2 separate regions of the Homo sapiens genome follow, and region 2 is linked to region 1. The links are chromatin loops, found by intact Hi-C in ENCODE. Cell type or tissue: sigmoid colon. All regions are shown on one strand. Each heading gives the region's core, and the rest is flanking DNA. Links, peaks and the distances in the headings are about the cores only.

Region 1 (9,843 bases), core at 871-8,870:
TTTTCCCCTCTCCTCTCCTCTCTCTCTTTCTTTCTCCCCTCTTTCTTTCCTTCTTTCTTCAGGGTCTTGCTGTCATCCAGGCTAGAGTGCAGTGGCTCAATCTTGGCTCACTGCAACCTCTGCCTCCTGGGTTCAAGTGATTCTCGTGGCTCAGCCTCTTGAGTAGCTTCGATTAAAAGTGTATGCCACCACTCCTGGCTAATTTTTGTATTTTTAGTAGAGTTAGGGTTTCACCATGTTGACTAGGCTAGTCTCAAACTCCTGGCCTCAAGTGATCTACCTGCGTTGGCATCCCAAAGTGCTGGGATTACAGGCGTGAGCCACCACGCACAGCCAAGGCTGTGCTTTTCAAAGTACATCCCAGGTTCTGCCTACATTAGAAATGTAGATTTTTTTTTGTTTCTCCACAAGAAATGCAGATTCTTGGCCCATTTTGACTTACAGAATCAGAATTTCTGAAGATAGTACTCAGGAATTCATTTTCCTGCTTCTCCCCTGGCTAATTTTCATGCACCCAAAAGCTTAAGAATTATAGGTATATAGAGAAAAGCACTTCCACCAAGATGAGGACATCTTAGATTATAAAAAGTTTAAGTTGCTTCAGAGTCTAAAGAAAATTTCTTTAAGAAGTGAATATGCTTAGAGGATAATCAGTGTCTTCTACCATGCAAAGGTAACAGGTTAAGTTAGGAGTGGCTGGAAGACATGGGCAGGCTGACCTCTGGGTGGGGGCACAGGAGTGGGTATTAGTCAGGCAGGGGTCAACCTGAGCAAATCAGGGGTGGTAGAACCTGTTAGTGGTACAAAGCATGACCATGACCAAGTCAGGAAATGCAAATTAAAGTTTTAAAAGTGAGCATGAAGCTAGAAGCTGAATGAGCTGTTATTAGGATACAGCAAGAAAGCAAAGTCAGGAACAAAGGAAGAAGTCCAAGAGGGGCCAGAGGGTGGGCCTAGAAGGAAGGCCGCTGGTGGTGCTTGCACTGGCTTCCATTGACAAGATGCACACAAGTGGGATGGGCTGGTTTCATGATTAGAATGAAAGCTCTTTGAGGGCCAAGTTCTCTCTGCAGTAGATTAGCCCAGGGTGATCATGCTAGAGGTGCAATCAGATCCATCTCATTCTTGCCCAGCCCCAGTGGCTAGGCCTTCTTGCAAGATCAGCTTTTCTTTTTTCTCCTCAGTTCCTGCCCTCTTCTTGCTAAGTGCTCCTCAGCTCCACGTAGGTGGCAATTGATCCATAATAGACATGTTTTTATTTTAGTAATAGTACCACTTTCTGCAAAAAAGAGCAATGCAATTTTGTTAATGAAAGTCATGTGTTGAGACAGGGTTGGATGGGAACTTCTGGATCTGGCTTGGCTCTGGCTCAAAACCTTCCGGGAAAACACAAACTTTCAGGGACACACCCAGAAAGCCCCATTTACCTCTGTCAGGCCCATCTGCTTTGCATTAGAAAAACAGTAACAACCCTCTCCCAGTGCCATTTCATAAATATAAAATATGTAATAAAATAGTTATTAGAAGGTAATCAATGGTGCTTATGTTTTCTTTTGTGAGGACATTGATGGTGAATTCCCACATAATCCCATCAGCAGCTGGGTCTGCAGGGAATCTTTTCTGTGTGACTGGCCAAAGCCCACTGTGCTCTATGGCTCTTGGTAGGTCAGAGGACAGGACCCCTGACATTTCCCTCTCATTTCCAATTCTATAGATCTTCATTCACATTGGTGAGGAGTGAGAAGATTGACTTCAGGGTTCCCCCGGGGGAAAACCATACCTACTTAGTAGCTTTAAGATTGGAATGAAATGAATTAACATTGATAAAGGGTTTAAGCCCTAAATATGAATCATATTGCCAGGGCTTAGTTCCCCTTTCCTCACATCCCCATCTTACCTCGTTTAAATTGTTGGGATAGTTCACGGCAACTGGAAGAATATTAAGTAAATTAAGGGCACTTTTCAAGAAAGTCCAAACTTACCCTATTGAGGAAGCCCACATGACTTTCCCTTTCCCTCTCAAAGCATTAATTGAAGGTCCCTCACAATTCAAAACTTAATCAAATAAGATAACCTACGAAGGCTAGTAGGGCTTGATCCATGGTATGTGCTTGGTATGTGTTACTTTAAAAGGCTTTGTTAGATTTTATTTTTTGACTTATTAATTTAAAATAATGATATTTGTCTTTATCACCAGATTGCAAAATCCTTGGAAATAAAAAACTGTGTATTTTTTCACTTCTTTTTTTTTTTTTTCCAGTATCCAATAAGGTATTGGGTGCATAGTAGAGATTAATAAATGTTTCTTGATTGGTCAGTGATGGCAACAACCATATTTAATTGTTTATATACGTATATTTATTTTAAGTTCAGTAAACCTTTATTGACAGGCATTTTGCCAGGTACAGAAGAAACTCATATAATAATATGAGCTTTGAGAACTTACTCCATGCTAGAACATTATGGGTATTAACCCTTTAATCCTCACAATAGTCTTACAAGTGTCTGACTCACAGACTAAGCAATGAAGATAATATGACTATAGCACAGTGCTCTTAACCATTGCAACACAGCTGTTTGATGAGTACCTGAGGTCTGGTCCTGCCTCTCAAAGGGCTTCCCATCAAATGTGAGTGAGGGCTGGGAGTGGAAGAGATATGTAAGTAGACATATGCCGGTATCATGATGTTTAGTGGGATGGAAGGCTGAAGAGACTGGCAGGGACCATATTCTCAGGGCCTCGAATGCTCAGGGAAAAGTTGGGTCAGCTGGCCTGGAAATTCCATAGAATGGATTCCATAACCTTCAGAGATCTCTTCTTTGTTTGCTAATGATGGGCTTCAATTTTCCCTTGTGAAGTCAACTGGCAAAGTTGAGGAGTTGCCTGGATGTCATTCATGTTGGAATCACAGACCCTGAGAGCTGCATTCCTTAGAAGGTGTGGTTGGGCTCCCATTCAATGTACTCCTCCTGGGAGAATGACACCTATCTTTGCTTATAATATGGTTTGGCTGTGTCCCCACCCAAAATCTCATCTTGAATTGTAATCTGAATTGTAATCCCCACGTGTTGGGGGAGGGACCTCATGGGAGGTGATTAGATTGTGGGGGCAGTTCCCCCATACTATTCTTGTGATAGTGAGTGAGTTCTCATGAGATCTGGTAGTTTTATACGGGGCTTTTCTCCACTTTGCTCCACACTTCTCCTTCCTGCCTCCATGTGAAGAAGGACGTGTTTGCTTCCCCTTCTGCCATGAGTGTAAGTTTCCTGAAGCCTCCCCAGCCATGCTAAACTGTGAATCAATTAAACCTCTTTCCTTTATAAATTACCCAGCCTCAGGTATGTCTTTACTAGCAGTGTGAGAATGGACTAATACAGCTTACACGCTCTCAGTATTGAAGACCTCACTACTTCACCAGATGGCCTATTCCATCACTAGACAGTTCCAGTCCTGAGCTAAAATAATTATCTTTCAACAATAACATGATGGTGCTCTGCCTTTTCCCATATGTCAGCTCTTTCTGGGTTCCCTGAAGCAAGTCTTCTCCAAGGCAACATTTACAGATCCTTTTATTGTTTCTCACAGGATGTGCTTTCTAGACTTCATTCATCCCTTTATTCATTCAACAAACAAACACTGGGTTAGATTCTGGGAATGCAAAGATGGTTTAAACCTTGGCCTGCCATCAAAGAGTTTACAATAGTTAGAGGGAGAGAGACATCAAAACAAAGATTCCCTGGGCAGTTTGATAGGAGTGACACAATGGCTGCTCAGGCGAGGCCCTGCAGGAGCATAGAGGAGAAAATCCTTCTCCTAGGAATATTATCTTCTGGGCCTCTCTAATGAAAGTGCTCCCCCTGGCTCCTTCCTTAAAGTGCCTCCATTCTTTTCTTTACATCCTCTTGTCCCTGGAAGTCATCACAAAAACCAATGGCTTCAAGGAGCCCATACATGCAAATCAACTCCAAAATCCCTCTCTCTGGTTCAAACACCTCTGCTGAACTCCAGATCTGGTTGTTTATGTGCCTTCTGGATCCCACCATTGGTGATCCCAGAGCCACTTCCAGCTCAACACATCACCAACAAAATTCACGTCCTTTTCCCCAAAACATTCTCAGAGAGGTTAAGGCAACTTGGACTGTCAAAATCCTCACTTTTTCTGCCACTTGCCACAGACTTTGGGATAGGAAATGAGATGGGAGATACCCAGTCTTTCCCTCTTGTTTTGTGTATTTTCTCTGTGGTGCCCTCTTCAACCAAACTCCATTCAATATTTCAGTGCCCCTTTCTGGGAGCCTCTTGTGTCAGTAAGAAACCAAAGCTGGTGACGTCTCCTTCTCTGAGGCTTTGGACAGCTTCCGCATGTGAACCATGACAGCAGAAAGATGTATTCTCTGGGCATAGAGGCCCTTTCAACCCTCACTAGACATACAGTTCTGTTATTCTTTTATAATAGCTTTCCACCAGATACTGAATCTGTTTTAGTCTCCAATGTATCCCCTGATTTGGAGTAGCACTTGGCTTATAGTTGATACTCAACATCTGCTTAGTGGTTGAATGAATTCTGTCTCTATACCAAGCCATAATATTTCTTTGAAAGTGCATATATTTAAAAGTGAGCCTTAGAATGCTGAGTTTGAGAGTCAGGCCAATTTTTGAGATGCAATTCAATTCCACATCCATTTATTGAGCAATTACAATGTCCCAGACACTGTGCTGGATATGGGGGTTTCATCTAGGAATAAGACACAGCCAGGGGGTTCAGGCAGTTCATAGAAGATGAAGGTAGGAAGTGGCAGGAGAGATGGGACAGTGCAACACAAGAGCTGTATGGCAGTGTTATTGGTGCAAGATATGAAGTGCTGACTCAGGGGAGAGGAGAGGGCAACTAACTGTGGGTTTGAGGGGAGGTTAGTGGGCTGCCAAGGTTCAGCTCCACAGACCCTGAGTTCCTCAGATGACTTTCTGAGCGCTGAGGATGCCTTTCTCCATCTCTCTTGGGTGGAGATGAAACTTCTTTTAGTTTCATCTTTCACCTTAAAGACAAGTAAAATCTCGAATTAGAATACTTTAGAGAAAAAGAGCTGTGAGAAACATTGAGTCCCCTGGATTTCCATCTTCCTTTTCGTAGCGGAAACTTCAACCTAAATCTTACCAGGACATCCATTTTGTAACATGGATCCAACCAGAGTCTCTCTGACAGCTTGAAATCCCTGATCTAGGCCAACTCTCATTTTTCAGGTGAGAATAATGACCCCTAAAGCCCCAGAGCACACGATTGGCAACTTTGCAGTGGCCGAGGATCTGAGTCCATGGCCCTCGCCCTGCACCCGGGTGTGGGCGGCTCAGGTTGAGAGCCTGTGGGACAGCCCGTCCCGCCTGAGATTAACCATCAGGTGGGAAAAGCAATTACATTTTGCACAGGCCAGATCTGCTCGTCCCATTCTCCCTCCCTGCAGGCGATGTCAAAACACGAGGGCAGGATCCTGCTTCTTCTCACGTTTTAAAAACATACAGTGGACTTGTGTTTACAATACTGCCAAGGGATATGACGCGGAACGGCAGAGCGCACCGCCCCCTGGAAGGAGCCACCCTCTCCTCGCCGTGGCTCTCTCCTTCCACGACCACAGCGCTCTCCTTTGGGCTCCAGTTCAGAGTCTTGCCAGGGGATGTCGCTGAGCTTCAGAACTTAAACAATACTATATATTGTGCAAACAAACAGTACCAATAGTGATCTGCCCCTTGGATCAGAGCCATGGCTGTCTGGGTCGCCCAGCCTGGGATTCTTCCGGTGGGGAAAGCAGGTTAGGAATCAGAATTCCAGTTCCAGACCCCGTTTTGTGCTTCTGTGGGGCTTACACATGGGCTTTTTAGTTTTCTTGGCCTCAGCTTCCCCACTGGAGAAACGGCAGAGCTATGAAGCTTTGAGCTTATCCACCGGTTTTCATATTTGTGTGTGTTGCAGTGAGATTTCTTTTTGAAATGGAATCATGCAGGCAAATTTAAAATATAAAATTGATGAAAGCCAAACGTTCTGGTGAAGGCAGGAGGAGACGTCTGGGTTACCATCCCTTCTACTCTGGGGGCTCTTCACATTCTCTGTGGATTTCTTGGGTCCTCACAACATGGTTGGATAGATGAGCTTTCAGATCCTTCTGGCTCAAACATTCTATGATCCCATAAAAATGCTATAAATGCTAAGTCACAGTTGTGATTGTAAAAATATGTGTGTGTGTGTGAGGGAGAGAGAGATTACAGATTACAGATTATAATTGGGCATTTTATTTTGATCAAGATATTGTATTTTTAACTTATTTTTTCTTGATTATAAAGGTAAGACATATTGATTCTTAGAAATCAGATTACTATAAAATAAAAATCACATGAAATCTTGCTCTTCTGAATTGAAATTATGTTGAAAGATGTCTCTGCCACTTACAGGATGTTCCAGGTTAAATGAGCGCAGCTTTAAAGACAAATGGCTGAGGCCACTTGGCTTTGCTGTTTGGGAGATGATCATATTTTCTTTCATCTGTGCATTCCTTAACAGTAAACAAATTATGTCTGTGTACTGTGACCCAGTTGATTCTTAAAACCAAAGGGAAGAGAAAGATAAAGGAAATGTGTTTCAGAGAGAGAGAGAGAGAGAGAGAGAGAGAGAGAGAGAAGATGCCCAAGATCACACAGTGAGAAAGGGAGGAGCCCAGATGAAACCCCTCAGGTGGCTTCTGTCTGAGACAACGAACCCTTCCCTCACTGCTGCTTGGATTCCTTTCTTTCTCTTCATCTTTCTTTTGTTTTGCTGCAATGCTGGGCAGGAGCTTTGTGTTTTCATCTTGACCTGGATTGCCACCTCTACTCCAAATTTATTCCTACACCAATTCCCTGTCCTCAGTTCTCCAGTTCACATCTCAGACTTTCAGAGACCAGGAGGAGAGCAGCTTTGAAAGCAAATTCACTATAGGATAAATGATGAATGTGGTCATTGGCACTTAACACCAATACCATCCTTCTGACATGTGCCATCTTGCACCACAGGGACATAAAGAATGACAATTCCCAGACTCCCTTGCAGCTAGAGTGTGAGCTATGTTTCAGTTAGTAGATACACTTGCTTGACATTTGGAAGGTGGAAGTGAAGCAGCAGCTCCCTGTAATTGGTGGCAAATCAAACACAAGTCAAGAAAGCTTTCTACTTCCCCTTTAAAGTGTTTGAACGGACCCTTTGAGGTCAACTCCTTGAACAACCATCCTCTGCCATACACATGATCTCATTGACTTTCCTGAGTTTCACTTAGTTACCAAGCCATAAAGTGGAAGTAAGAAGAATATCTACTTCTAGGGGTTTTTAAAGTCAAATGGGATGATGCCAGGGAAGTAGTCACATGTGGTTGACAGTATAGGAGCTGAGAGATTTAGTTCCTTTTTCACTCTTTGCTCCAAGCCTTGACAAACCGTACCCAGGGATCCAGTCCCTGCCTGAAGTAAACTTAAAGCCAATACTGGAACAGTGTTTCCCAGACTGTTCCACAGAAAACATGTTACCATCTCCTCAGATACTAGGGTTCCAAGCACACAGTTTGGGAAACACTATCCAAGAATATTATTCCCAGAGAGAACCTTAGAGATCTTTTAATTTACAATCCCTTATTATAGGGAGACTGAGGCTCCAAAAGGGAAAAAGACCTTTGTGAGGTTACCTAGCAAGCAACTTGCAGGAGCATCCTGGTCTTCTAATTTTTGAGTCAAAGTTCAGGTGCAGTGGCTCACTCCTGTAATCCCAGCACTTTGGGAGGCTGAGGTAGGAGAATCACTTGGGGCCAGGAGTTTGAGACCAGCCTGGACAACATAGTGATACCTTTTCTCTAGAAAATAAAAATCAAATAATTAGCCAGGCATGGTAATGTGTATCTGTAGTCCCAGCTACTCAGTAGGCCGAGGTTGGGAGGATCTCTTAAGCCCAGGAGGTTGAGGCTGCAGTGAGCTATGAACATGCCACTATCCTGCAGCCTGGGCAACAGAGCAAGATCCTGTCTCAAAAAAAAAATTAAGGTCAAGAGGAAAAGTTACCAAATTTCTCTGAGCCTTAACTTTCCTATCTGTAAGATGGTTATAATAATGCCTGTTCTTCCTACTACATGTGGGATAAGTGACAATAAAATGTTATTGTGAAAGTGCTTTAGAATATATAAATATATGGGGGGAGAGAGAAGAGACATCCACACACACACAAGCACATTTAAAAAGACTTTATGCAAAAGTACGGCTTTGTTAATGATTTGATTTTGATTTGTTAATTTTGATTTTGATTTGTTGATTTGTTAATGATTTGATTTTGATTTGTTAATTAATTAACCACAGATTTATTGAGCACCTGTCAGTTACTATTTCAGTGCTGGCCATAAGTGGAGAACAAGAGAGACATGGTGGCTGCCTTCCTGAGCTGATAATCTGAACGAGGTGGAGCTGGATGGCAGAGGGAGAGACAAAGAGGACAAATATACAACAGATAAACAAGAGAACGTTGGAAAGTGCTGAATGCACTGAAGAAGTTAAGTAGGGTGTTGCAATCAAGAGAGATGTGGTGATTTCAGACCAGGTGGTCAGGACGGCCTCTCTGAGTGGGACCTTACATTGGTCTTGGAAGCACATGGGAGGGTCTAGGAGCAGAGCAGTTCAGGCAGATGGGGGGCTGGAGCAGAGGCCTTAGGTGAGGCAGCAGTCATGTCAGCTGAGATCCTATAGGGAAAAGGACCCCACATCGCTGAAAGCCCTGTAGCCCAGGGCAAGTGGCACGGAGAAAGGGAAATGGGTAGCAGTTTGGAGACCTAAGTTCTAATCCTAGATTTGCCACAAAGTAGCTGGGTTGCCTTGGACATGCCATAATATAGCCCTGGCCTCAGTTTCCTTATCTGTCAAATGGGAACACAAATCCTGCCCTTTCCTAGAGGTACGCTATGAGGGGGCATGGAGTAGGCGTGACCTGCCCTCAAACACCCAGCTCCCATATGTCCATGTGTAGTGATAAAAGCCAGTCTGTCTTAGGCCCCTCCAGGAGTCTGGGCTGCAGGGATGAGGGGCCTCCAGGCCATCCACCCTCATGCACAATGCAAGCCCTGTGCTGGCCCCATGGACAACAGGCGCAGGAGAGAGGGTCTGCTTTTTCTTTTCATGGACTTGAGACTTCAAGCCTTTGGACTGAGCGCCAACAATAATTCATCAGGAACACTTTACAACTCAGCATTACAAAACCTGTTAGGAGACAGATCGCCCACAGGACAGCCTTTGAGAAGGAAATGTGTTCAGGCCTGGTGACCTCAAGATGATTAATGATTTTTAACAGGGTGAACTCTGTCCTCCCCCTCCCATGTACTGTGTTCACACTCCCTGCCTCCCCTGACTTGTTTGCAGGAGAAAGGGGAGGGTGAGAGGGAGGAGGGGAGGGGAAGGAATAGGTGGGAGCAGGGGATGCTTGAAGGCAAAGCCCACCAATCATAAGGAAAATGCAGGAATAAGAGCACTCTGTCAGAAATGCAGAAATGTCTTATTGTTATTGTTTTACTTTTTCTTTTTTTTGGCAAACACAGCCTTGGAGGCTTTATATCTTGAAATCTGTGTAATGTGTCACAACTCCAGTAAGCTTTTTTGTGTTAGGCTTTTTGCACAGTGCCTTGCGCTTTCAGCCATTATTATTATTATTATCACCTCTCCATCCCCATGGACACAAACCTTGATGTTATTGAATGTGGGATGTGTTGGAAAAGGTAATGATGATTTCACCTTTTGATTTTTAAAGTCATGGTAACTTGACTTTTATGTTACTAGATTTAAAAAATTACAAC
Region 2 (9,843 bases), core at 1,234-9,233, 320 kb after region 1:
TTGGGGTATAGGAATGCTTGTGATTTTGTATCCTGAGAATTCGCTTAAGTTGCTTACCAGCTTAAGGAGTGTTGGGGCTGATGATGGGGTTTTCTAAATATACAATCCTGTCATCTGCAAACAGAGACAATTTGACTTCCTTTCTTCCTATTTGAATATGCTTTATTTCTTTCTTTTGCTTGATTGCCCTGCCCAGAACTTCCAATACTATGTTGAATAGGAGTGGTGAGAGAGGGCATCCTTGTCTTATGCTGGTTTTCAAAGGGAATGTTTCCAGCTTTTGCCCATTCAGTATGATATTGGCTATGGGTTTGTCATAAAAGGCTCTTATTATTTTGAGATATGTTCCATCAATACCTAGTTTATTGAGTTTTTTTTTTTAGCATGAAAGGGAGTTGAAATTTATCCAAGGCCTTCTCTACATCTATTGAGATAATCATATGGTTTTTGTCATTGGTTCTGTTTATGTGATGAATTACGTTTATTGATTTGTGTGGGTTGAACCAGACTTGCATCATATTTTTAATTTCCATTAAGACGTTCTTGTCTCCTAATCATTTTATAGTGGTGCTGGATTCAGTTTGCCAGCATTTTATTCAGGATTTTTGTATCAATGTTCATCAGGGATATTAGCCTGAAATTTTCTTTTTTTGTTGTGTTTCTGGCAGTTTTTGGCAGCTACCATTGAGTTTCTTCACAGAATTAGAGAAAACTACTTTAAATTTCATATGGAATCAAAAAATGGTCCATATAGCCAAGCCAATCCTAAGAAATAAGAACAAAGCTGGAGGCATCATGCTACCTGACTTCAAACTATACTACAAGGCTAGAGTAACCAAAAGAGCATGGTACTGGTACCAAAACATACATATATATATATATATATATATATATATATATATATATATATACCAATGGAACAGAACAGAGGCCTCAGAAATAACACCACACATCTATAACTATATGATCTTTGACAAACCTGACAAAAATAAGCAATGGGGAAATGATTCCCTATTTAATAAACTGTGTTGGGAAAACTGGCTAGCCATATGCAGAAAACTGAACCTGGACCCCTTCCTTACACCTTATACAAAATGAACTCAAGATGAATTAAAGACTTAAATGTAAGACCTAAAACCATAAAAACCCTAGAAGAAAACCTAGGCAATACCATTCATGACATAGGCATGGGCAAAGACTTCATGACTAAAACACCAAAAGCAATAGTAACAGAAGCAAAAATTGACAAATGGGATCTAATTAAACTAAAGAGCTTCTGCACAGCAGAAGAAACTATCATCAGCATGAACAGGCAACCTACAGAATGGGAGAAAATTTTTGTAATCTGTCCGTCTGACAAAGGGCTAATATCCAGAATCTACAAAAAACATAAACAAATTTACAAAAAAAAAAACAACCCCATCAAAAAGTGGGCAAAGGATATGAACAGACACTTCTCGAAGACATTTATGCAGCCAACAAGCATATGAAATCTTTATACACCATGGAATACTATGCAGCCATAAAAAAGGATTAGTTCATGTCCTTTGCAGGGACATGGATGAAACTGAAAACCATCATTCTCAGCAAACTAACACAGGAATAGGAAACCAAACACCTCATGTTCTCACTCATAAGTGGGAGTTGAATAATGAGAACACATTGACACAGGGAGGAGAACATCACACACCGGGTCCTGTCAGGGGGTTGGGGCAAGGGGAGGGTAGCATTAGGAAAAATACCTAATGCATGCAGGGCTTAAAACCTAGCTAATGGGTTGATGGATGCAGCAAACCACTGTGGCACATGTATATCTATGTAACAAACATGCACATTCTGCACATATATCCCAGAACTTAAAGTATTAAAAAAAAAACTGAGATAAGAATGTCTTTTGTATGCTAACAAGATAACTCATGGTGGGAGGCCCTAGACAGCTTTGGATGGGGATTGATTGCCAGGAAAATCAACCATGTGATTAGACGGTTAGGACTTTCAGCCCTACTCCCCAAATGAGGGACTGGAGATTGAGTTTAATCAACAATAGTAATGATTTAATCAATCCTACCCACTTTAATGAAACCTTTATGAAAACAACAGAGTTCAAGGGCTTTCTGGTTGTTGATATACTGGGAGGGTAACTCTCCCTGATTCTGCAGGGACAGATGTTCTTGCACTCAGAACCCTTCTGAACCATGACTCCTGTGCCTCTTTATCTTAGCTGTTCATGTGTGTCCTTCAAAATAAATGGTAATAGTAAGTAAAGCACTTTTCTGAGTTGTGTAAGTTGTTCTAGAGAATGGTAAAACTTGAGGGTGCATTGCAGACACTCACAAATTTGTAGTTGATTGAGCAGAAGTGTGGGTAACCTGGGGACATCACTTGCACCTGGCTCTGAAGTAGGGACAGTCTTGTGAGACCGAGTCCTTAACTTGTGGGGTCTGTGCTAACTTTGGGTAGTTAGTGTCAGAATTAAATTTGATGATACAATACCCAACTGGTGTGGGAGAATTGAATTGGTTGGATCTGCGAAAAGAAAACACAGTTATATAGAGCCGAAAGTTAGCCTGAGCTCTTCTCTTAATATTCTGTGGAACTAACACACTAGGAGCCTTAACTTTTCCCTAAAACATCTATCCATTTTCCCCAAAAGCAAAGCTCATCTTATTTGGTGTCAGTGGTAGGCAGAATAATGGTCTCCCAAAGATGGCTGCTTTCTAATCTCTTGTGAATATGTCATGTTGCATGGGGCAAGGTGGAAATTAAGGGTGCAGACAGAATTGAGATTGCTAATCTGCTGACCTTGAGATAGGGAGATTTTCCTGGGGTATCCTGGTGGGCCCAGTATAATCACAAGTATCCCTACATGTGAAAAAGAGAGGTAGGAAAGTCAGTGTTGATGCCTGTATTAGTCTGTAGATATACCTGAGACTAGGCAAGTTACAAAAGAAAGAGGTTTAATGGACTTACAGTTTCATGTGGCTGGGGAAGCCTCACAATCATGGTGAAAGGAAAGGAGGAGCAAGTCATGTCTTACATGGATGGCAGTAGGCGAAGAGAGAGCCTGTGCAGTGAAACTCCCATTTTTAAAACCATCAGATCTCATGAGACTTATTCACTATCGCGAGAACATCATGGGAAAGTTCCACACCCATGATTCAGTTATCTCCCACTGGTTCCCTCCCATAACACATGGAAATTATGGGAGCTACAAGATGAGATTTGGATGGGGACACAGAGCCAAACCATGTCAATGCCCAAGAGAGATTTCAAATTGTTACACTGTTGGCTTTGAAGATTTAAGAAGGGACCATGAGGCAAGAAATGAGGGTGGTTTCTGGAAGCTGAGAAAAATTAGAAAACTGACATTCCCTTAAAGTTTCCAGAAGAAACACATACTTGTTGATACTTTAGTTTATTGAGGCTTATTTCAGACTTATGATCTCCAAAACTGTAAAATACATTCTTGTAGTTTTAAGGCCCTAAGTTCATGGTAATTTGTTATAGCAGTAGAAAACTAATAGAGTCTTCAATCAGTGTTTCACCCAGTTGAGTATTTGCTATGTATTTTTTAAAAATCTCCTTTCTTGGATGCTATGCTCCCATGTCTTTCTGTTTTCTTGCCTCATTTCTGATTCATCCTTCTTTGTCTTCAAAATTTCTTTCTCATAACCTGTAAAAGTTGAAGAATTTCATGATTGGGATAGAGACACTTTTGTATATTTCTGTGTCCTCTTCCTAGTTGATTTCACTGGTACTCTTGGTTTTAAGTATAATCTTTATGCGCTGGTAACTCCAGAAGTTTATTTTTAGTTGAGCCCTCAATACATGTACATTTATGGAATTGTGTATCCAATTGCTTACTTGATATCCTCACTTGGGTGTTTCACAGTTCTCCTAAATTTGACATTTGGATATTGGACTTATGATTTTCTTTTGAATCTTTTGATTCCTGCTTCAGTTAGTGTCTCACTTCATTTAGTGTTGCTCTAAAGGAATGCCTGAGGCTGAGTAATTTATAAGAAAAAGGAGGTTTATTTGGCTTATGGTTCTGCAGACTGTACAAGAAGCATGGCACCTGCATCTGTTTCTGGTGAGGCCTCTGTTTGCACTGATGGCAGAAGTTGAAGGGGAGCCTTTGCGTGCAGATATAACACTGTGGGGGAGGAAGCAAGAGAGCAAACAGGGAGATTCCAGGCTCTTTTTAACAACCAGCTATTGTAGGAACTAATAGAGCAATAATTCATTCATTAATGTAAGGATGGCATCAAGCCATTCATTTGAAATTTGCCCCGGTGGCCCACACATCTCCCACTGGGCCCACCTCCCAACACTGCTACACTGGGGATTACATTTCAACATCATATTTGGAATGATCAGTTATCCAAACCACAGAAGTCAGCTATGGCCATGGTAAGGCTTCATGATAAACTGCCCCCAAATTTAGTAACAGTACACATTTATTCTGACATACACAGGTCTGTAGAGGCTGAGTCATTGTGATTCTAGATATAGACCAATAGTCGAACCCACCTGTCCCCCAGGAAGTTTTCTTTTCCCAGGAAATGCCTTTGCCAATTACCTTGTTGCTCAAGCCAGAAATGAGGGTATTGATCTTCATTTGTCCTTCTCTCTCCGTCTTTGCATCCATTTGCTCTGTAAGTCCTTTATATTTGCCTCCAAAATAGATCTCAAATCTGCCTACTTATCCTGCACTCTCCACTTTACCAGTATATCCAAGCTACTGTAATATTTTCTTCTGGAGTACAGTTATCTTTACTCATTCTTTTTTCATCAGTAAATATTTATTGATAGAATGTCTTTTCAGTGCCACATAGAGTACTTTTCTTATTGATCCTAAGTAAGGCTTTGCCTTTATTCACCATCAGAACTTGCTAATTTCTTGGGACATCTTTGTTTTAAGAACCACAGAGATATTTTGAATAAAACTGATGCAACTCTTTGCCTTCATGGAGCTTATAATCTAGGGAGGGGAGCAAAATATTTTACCTGTGTTTCTTGTTTCCTCTTTTGCCTTCCACCATTCTATCTACCTCACTGAAGCCAGAGTAATTTTAATAGTGAGAGAAGAGTGTTGCTTAGATTCTTTAATGGCTTCATATTGGGGGTGAATCAATATCCAGATTCCTTTTCGGGGCCTACCAAGCCCCATGTGATCTCTGCTCAAGCAGCTCTCACCTGATCTCAGTCTCTTTCCATCTCATGTACTGTGTCCCAGCTACAATGAGCTCCTTTTCAATTTCTAGACTCCATCAAGCTCCCATCTAGCCTAGAGGGTAGCACATGCTAGTTTCCAGCTTAGAATACTATGTTCCTGGATCTTTCCAGATCTCTGCTTAAAGATTATCTTTTTGGTGGCTTTTCTAATGACCTTAATTAAGACTCAGACTTCTCATTTCTTAGAGTGCTTTGTTCACTAACCTTACAGTGCATGTCTGTGTGTGTGTATATATATATGTGTATATATATCTATATATATGTGTGTGTGTGTGTATATATATATATATATATATATATATATACACACATGTATTTACCTATTTAGTGGGTTTCTGCCAGCTATATTCTGCATGGGGTCTATGCTTGTTTTACTCACCCCTGTATACTTAATTCCTAGTACAGTGTCTGGCATAAAGCAGGCACACAAAGCATGCTTGTAGATTAAATATACACAGGAATGGTGGTGTTTCAGGTACTGGTGCAAAGTAGAGTGGGGAGATGTAAATATCATGGAGCTGGGCCTAAAGTCCCAGTGGTGCCGTCTTAGCAACCCTCAGACCACGGAATACAGGCTTACTAGTAAGCTTGGCCTCATTAAAAGAAATTATTTTGTAATTAGGCAAAAATAGGGTTGGGCAGGGTGAATGACTTGTTTAGGGTAATACAGGAAAATCGCTGCGGAGCTGGGTGAGAGCCAGCAGCCCAGGCCCATCCGCTGGAGGCCAGGTCCTCACATGTAGTTTCCATTATAGGCCCCACGGGATAACTCAGCATCCCAACCCCGCTGTGACCCACTCACCCACGAGGGGGGCCGAAAGCGGAAGGCTCACACCAGGCTTGAGGGTTTCCAGGCCACTTTGCTTATGACTTGGCTTATGGTTCCTGCTTCTCTTCTTTAATGCTCCTTGAGTTCCTGACCTTAAATCAAGCTCTCGGGCTTTTCTTCTGCTCAGAATGAGCTGGTGACTTTTAATTGTATTTTTCCACTCGAGGTCTTTGAAATCTGCATTGCTTTGCATTTGTGGGTTTAGCGTGACCTTTAATGTTCTCTTGGCAGATTTCTGTTATTGGAAGGGATGGGATTTTTGATTTGTTAGAAAGAATGGAGTCTAAGCTTTGGACTTCAGACCCTTAAGCTTTCTGTTTAAAACGAAGAGATGACTAATAACTATTTAGTATGTAATGATGGCTTAGCAGTATTTGCCACTGATTTAGGTTCTCTGGCTCCGTTGCCTAGAATATTTTTCTGACTTAAACGTTTCTCAGTTCTTTAGCCAGCAGCTGTCCACATTTTTTTAAATCCCCAAACCTCCAGAAATTATGATTTCACATTTCTAATAGGCTCCTTTCACTTTTCAATCAAAAAGCCCTCTTGTACCTTGTGGTATGTGTCCCAAAGTGAATTTAATACAAATCACAAGTGGAGAACACAAACAAAGGATAAAGCCTAAATCTTCCCTAATGGGGCCCACATCCAGCACCACTATCCTTTACTCTTGGCTATGCCTGAAGTAGGTGTGTGGAAGAAATAAGCGGTAAGCACAGAGAAAAAAAAAAAAAAACACAAGAAGCAGCAGCTCTCAATGGAGTAGGAATGTGTGATTAAATCTTCCTCACCTTCGTCAGTTGCTAGAGTCTCTTTCCCAGTGAGAGAGGAGAGAAGCCCACATCAGAATTCAAAGGTAATTATTCCCTTAGGATATTATTTCAAATTAATGCCTTAGAATAGCAATTATTTGTTATTGAGACATCCAGAAAATATGAATTGATTTGTGGGTGTAAAGACAAGAGAGATAGTCCCTGGTCTCAGTGGCACATGGATGTGTGTGTGTATGATTTTAAGTTTATAGTATGAAAAGGCAGGCAGTAGTGAAGAAAACACTGGAGGTTCAGAATCCTGAGGTTATAATAATAGTAATCACAACAATAAATAATTCCATAATATGGACCATGCACAGTGAGGTTTCCGTGTGATAGAAACTATGCTAATTGCTTTATAACACTTAATTCTCTTGACAAGCAGAAGAGGTAGGCACTTCCAGGACCTCTATAACACAGCTATGAAAATGAAAATCAGCAATATTTTTCATTTGCTTGTGGCCACAAAGCCCAAAATTGATAGATTTTAATCCACATCTTTCTGAATTTCCATTCTATGCTTTTAACCACAATATTGTTAGAAATTCTGGAGGGGTAGAGGTTGGGATTTCCAATGACTGTTCTAACTTCATAACTCTATGACTTGGTAATATACAGAACTCTATCAGTGGAGACCCTGAGAGATGACACAGGTTTTGGGCATCAGGTCTGTGAGGTGGGGAAAGTAGAGCTCTGAGCTTGGGGTTAGAGGGCTGTGGTTTTGGTTCTGACTCTACTTTGTGGCTGTAAGACCTTGATTTCTTCTTCTTTAAAGTGATAGTTGTCACACCAACTTTGACTACTCTTGAGCAATGGGGAAATGGGAAAATGAGCTAATGGGTATGAAAATATTTTGAAAGTGTATTGAGTTTGCAGTTGTAAGGAAAGACCATTATTACACTCACATAAGACACTGTTAGATGTGGCTTCTGGTTCCATGGACAAATAAAATTATAAAATAATCACAGCTGCCATCCGTTGACTGCATATTGTGTGTCAGGAAATTGACCTGGTATTCAATGTTTTAATTTAATCTTGGAAGGCAATTCTTCAAGCTACATATCATTACACCCGTTATAGAGAAACACACAAGCTCACTGAGGCCAAGTAACTAGGCTATTAGAATGAGGCAGTAGATAAGTTGGGATTCAAACTCAGGTCAGCCTGATTAACAGTCACTGATCTACTATGTGGCTTTTCTTGGCCAGATTAGTTTTATCTTCTTTTTTAAGTTTCCTTTTTTGGTTGGTCAAGTTAGTTTTAAAGGTACACTGAATGATAAAACTGGAAGCTATCTTAGAGATTGTTAATCTATCAAAGCACCTACTAAAATTTCTTAAAAAGCAAATTCAAGGGCCAATGCTTGCCTTTAGTGTATAACCCACGGATCTTCTGGTTTCAAGTAGTAGAATCCCAATAGAAACTGGCTTTACTAGAAATGAAGAAGTCATTTCAGGCCTGGCTGAATCAAAGGACTCAGTCCGTATCATCAGAGTTCATGACTTCCTTTGTGTTGGCTTGTTTTCATGTTCCATGTGATGGCTCCTAGCAGTTCTAGGTTTACATCTTGCTTGTTATGGGTAGTACCAGGAGAAGTCTCTCTCCAACCTAGAGCTAATTCTTACAAGCCTCAGATGGATCATGCCCCCATCACTGAGCCAGTCACTATATTCAGAGGAAAGACCATGTGGTTGGTTGAGGCTTGACTCCCCTATCCACTCCAAAACTATGTGTACCATGTGTAGGGGAAAAATTCTTCCCAAAAGAAAAGTTGGACTGCTGTTTCTGGAGGAAGTGGGTGTGAATGGTGGATGAACAAAAACAACAGATGTTCCCCCATGCCTATGAAGGTACAAATTTATGTGAGGATGTCATTCAAGTTACTTCCTTGCTTGGCCTCCATCTTGAAATTTCCTCTTGACATCTCAGAGGTCGATTCCATGGCATAGTGCTTGCTACCTGATGCCTCCTTACTCACACACAGTATAGTACCTGTGAATGTTGATATGCCAAGCATAGGAAAGATTCCTGTGGATGAACTAGTGGGAAGACAAGGCAGACATGGTAGAGTAGGAGAAACATTAAGCATCATATATTCCTTGCTGGTATTGTTGAACAATGACAATTACTCATACAGGTGACATAGAAATTGAGGAAGAGTGAAGATGCTCTTTCTGTTCAGACTATTGAATATCTCCAGGTAAAAAGCACTGATACTATTTTCTCTGTTAGAAATCCTTATCCAAGTGAAGCTTTAGAGATACTAAGTTGGAAGAGCTCTATAGAGAGACCTAGCTTAACTCACTGTTTGGATTTTTGACCAAACTGAGTGATATGGTTTGGCTGTGTCCCCACCCTAATCTCATCTTGAATTGTAACTCCCACAATTTCCACATGTCATGGGAGGAACCCGGTGGGAGGTAATTGAATCATGGGGTCAGGTCTTTCCTGGGCTGTTCTCCTGATAGTGAATAAGTCTTATGAGATCTGATGGTTTTTAAAACTGAAGTTTCCCTGCACAAGCTCTCTCTATTTGCCTGCCGCCATCCACATAAGATGTGACTTGCTCCTGGCTTTCTTCCATGATTGTGAGGCCTCCCCAGCCACGTGGAACTGTAAATCCATTAAACCTTTTTCCTGTATAAATTACCCAGTCTTGGGTATGTCTTTATTAGCCGCATGAAAACAGACTAATACACTGATACTGAGTGAACTCAAGTGGCTTCCCTAACATCACACAACTAGTGAAAAACACAGCTCAGCCAAGAACCAAAAGCTCTTGACTTGATACTCACTGAAGGATGACTGGCTAATGCTGGTCCTCTGTAGCACATCATATATGAATAAGTGAGAAACTGTACCCAGCAAGGATAGCAGTGTCCGCTGAGGACTCACATGTTCTTTCTTTCTTAGCCTTGAACGTTCCCATAAACATTTCAGTGTTGAAGAAATGGTTACAGACCC

The links. A loop is a pair of places that touch in the nucleus more often than their neighbours do. Peaks named below come from ENCODE experiments on the same cell type or tissue, not always from the same donor. Only the 100,000 strongest peaks of a DNase experiment are listed, where the experiment ranks them.
Region 2: it touches region 1 in a loop (5-fold over the local background); 1 of 110 quality-filtered maps calls a loop at or near these places.

What each region holds. Positions count from the first base shown.
Region 1 is chr4:13,294,595-13,304,437 of GRCh38, reverse strand. No RefSeq gene overlaps it. Among named protein-coding and RNA genes, the nearest start is that of RAB28, 180 kb to the left of the region's middle. In sigmoid colon, for the core only: a CTCF peak has its summit at 5,660 (motif pointing right); a DNase peak (open chromatin) is centred at 5,537; H3K4me3 peaks cover 948 bases.
Region 2 is chr4:12,976,231-12,986,073 of GRCh38, reverse strand. No RefSeq gene overlaps it. Among named protein-coding and RNA genes, the nearest start is that of RAB28, 500 kb to the left of the region's middle. In sigmoid colon, for the core only: no CTCF peak of the experiment used is centred there; a DNase peak (open chromatin) is centred at 6,023.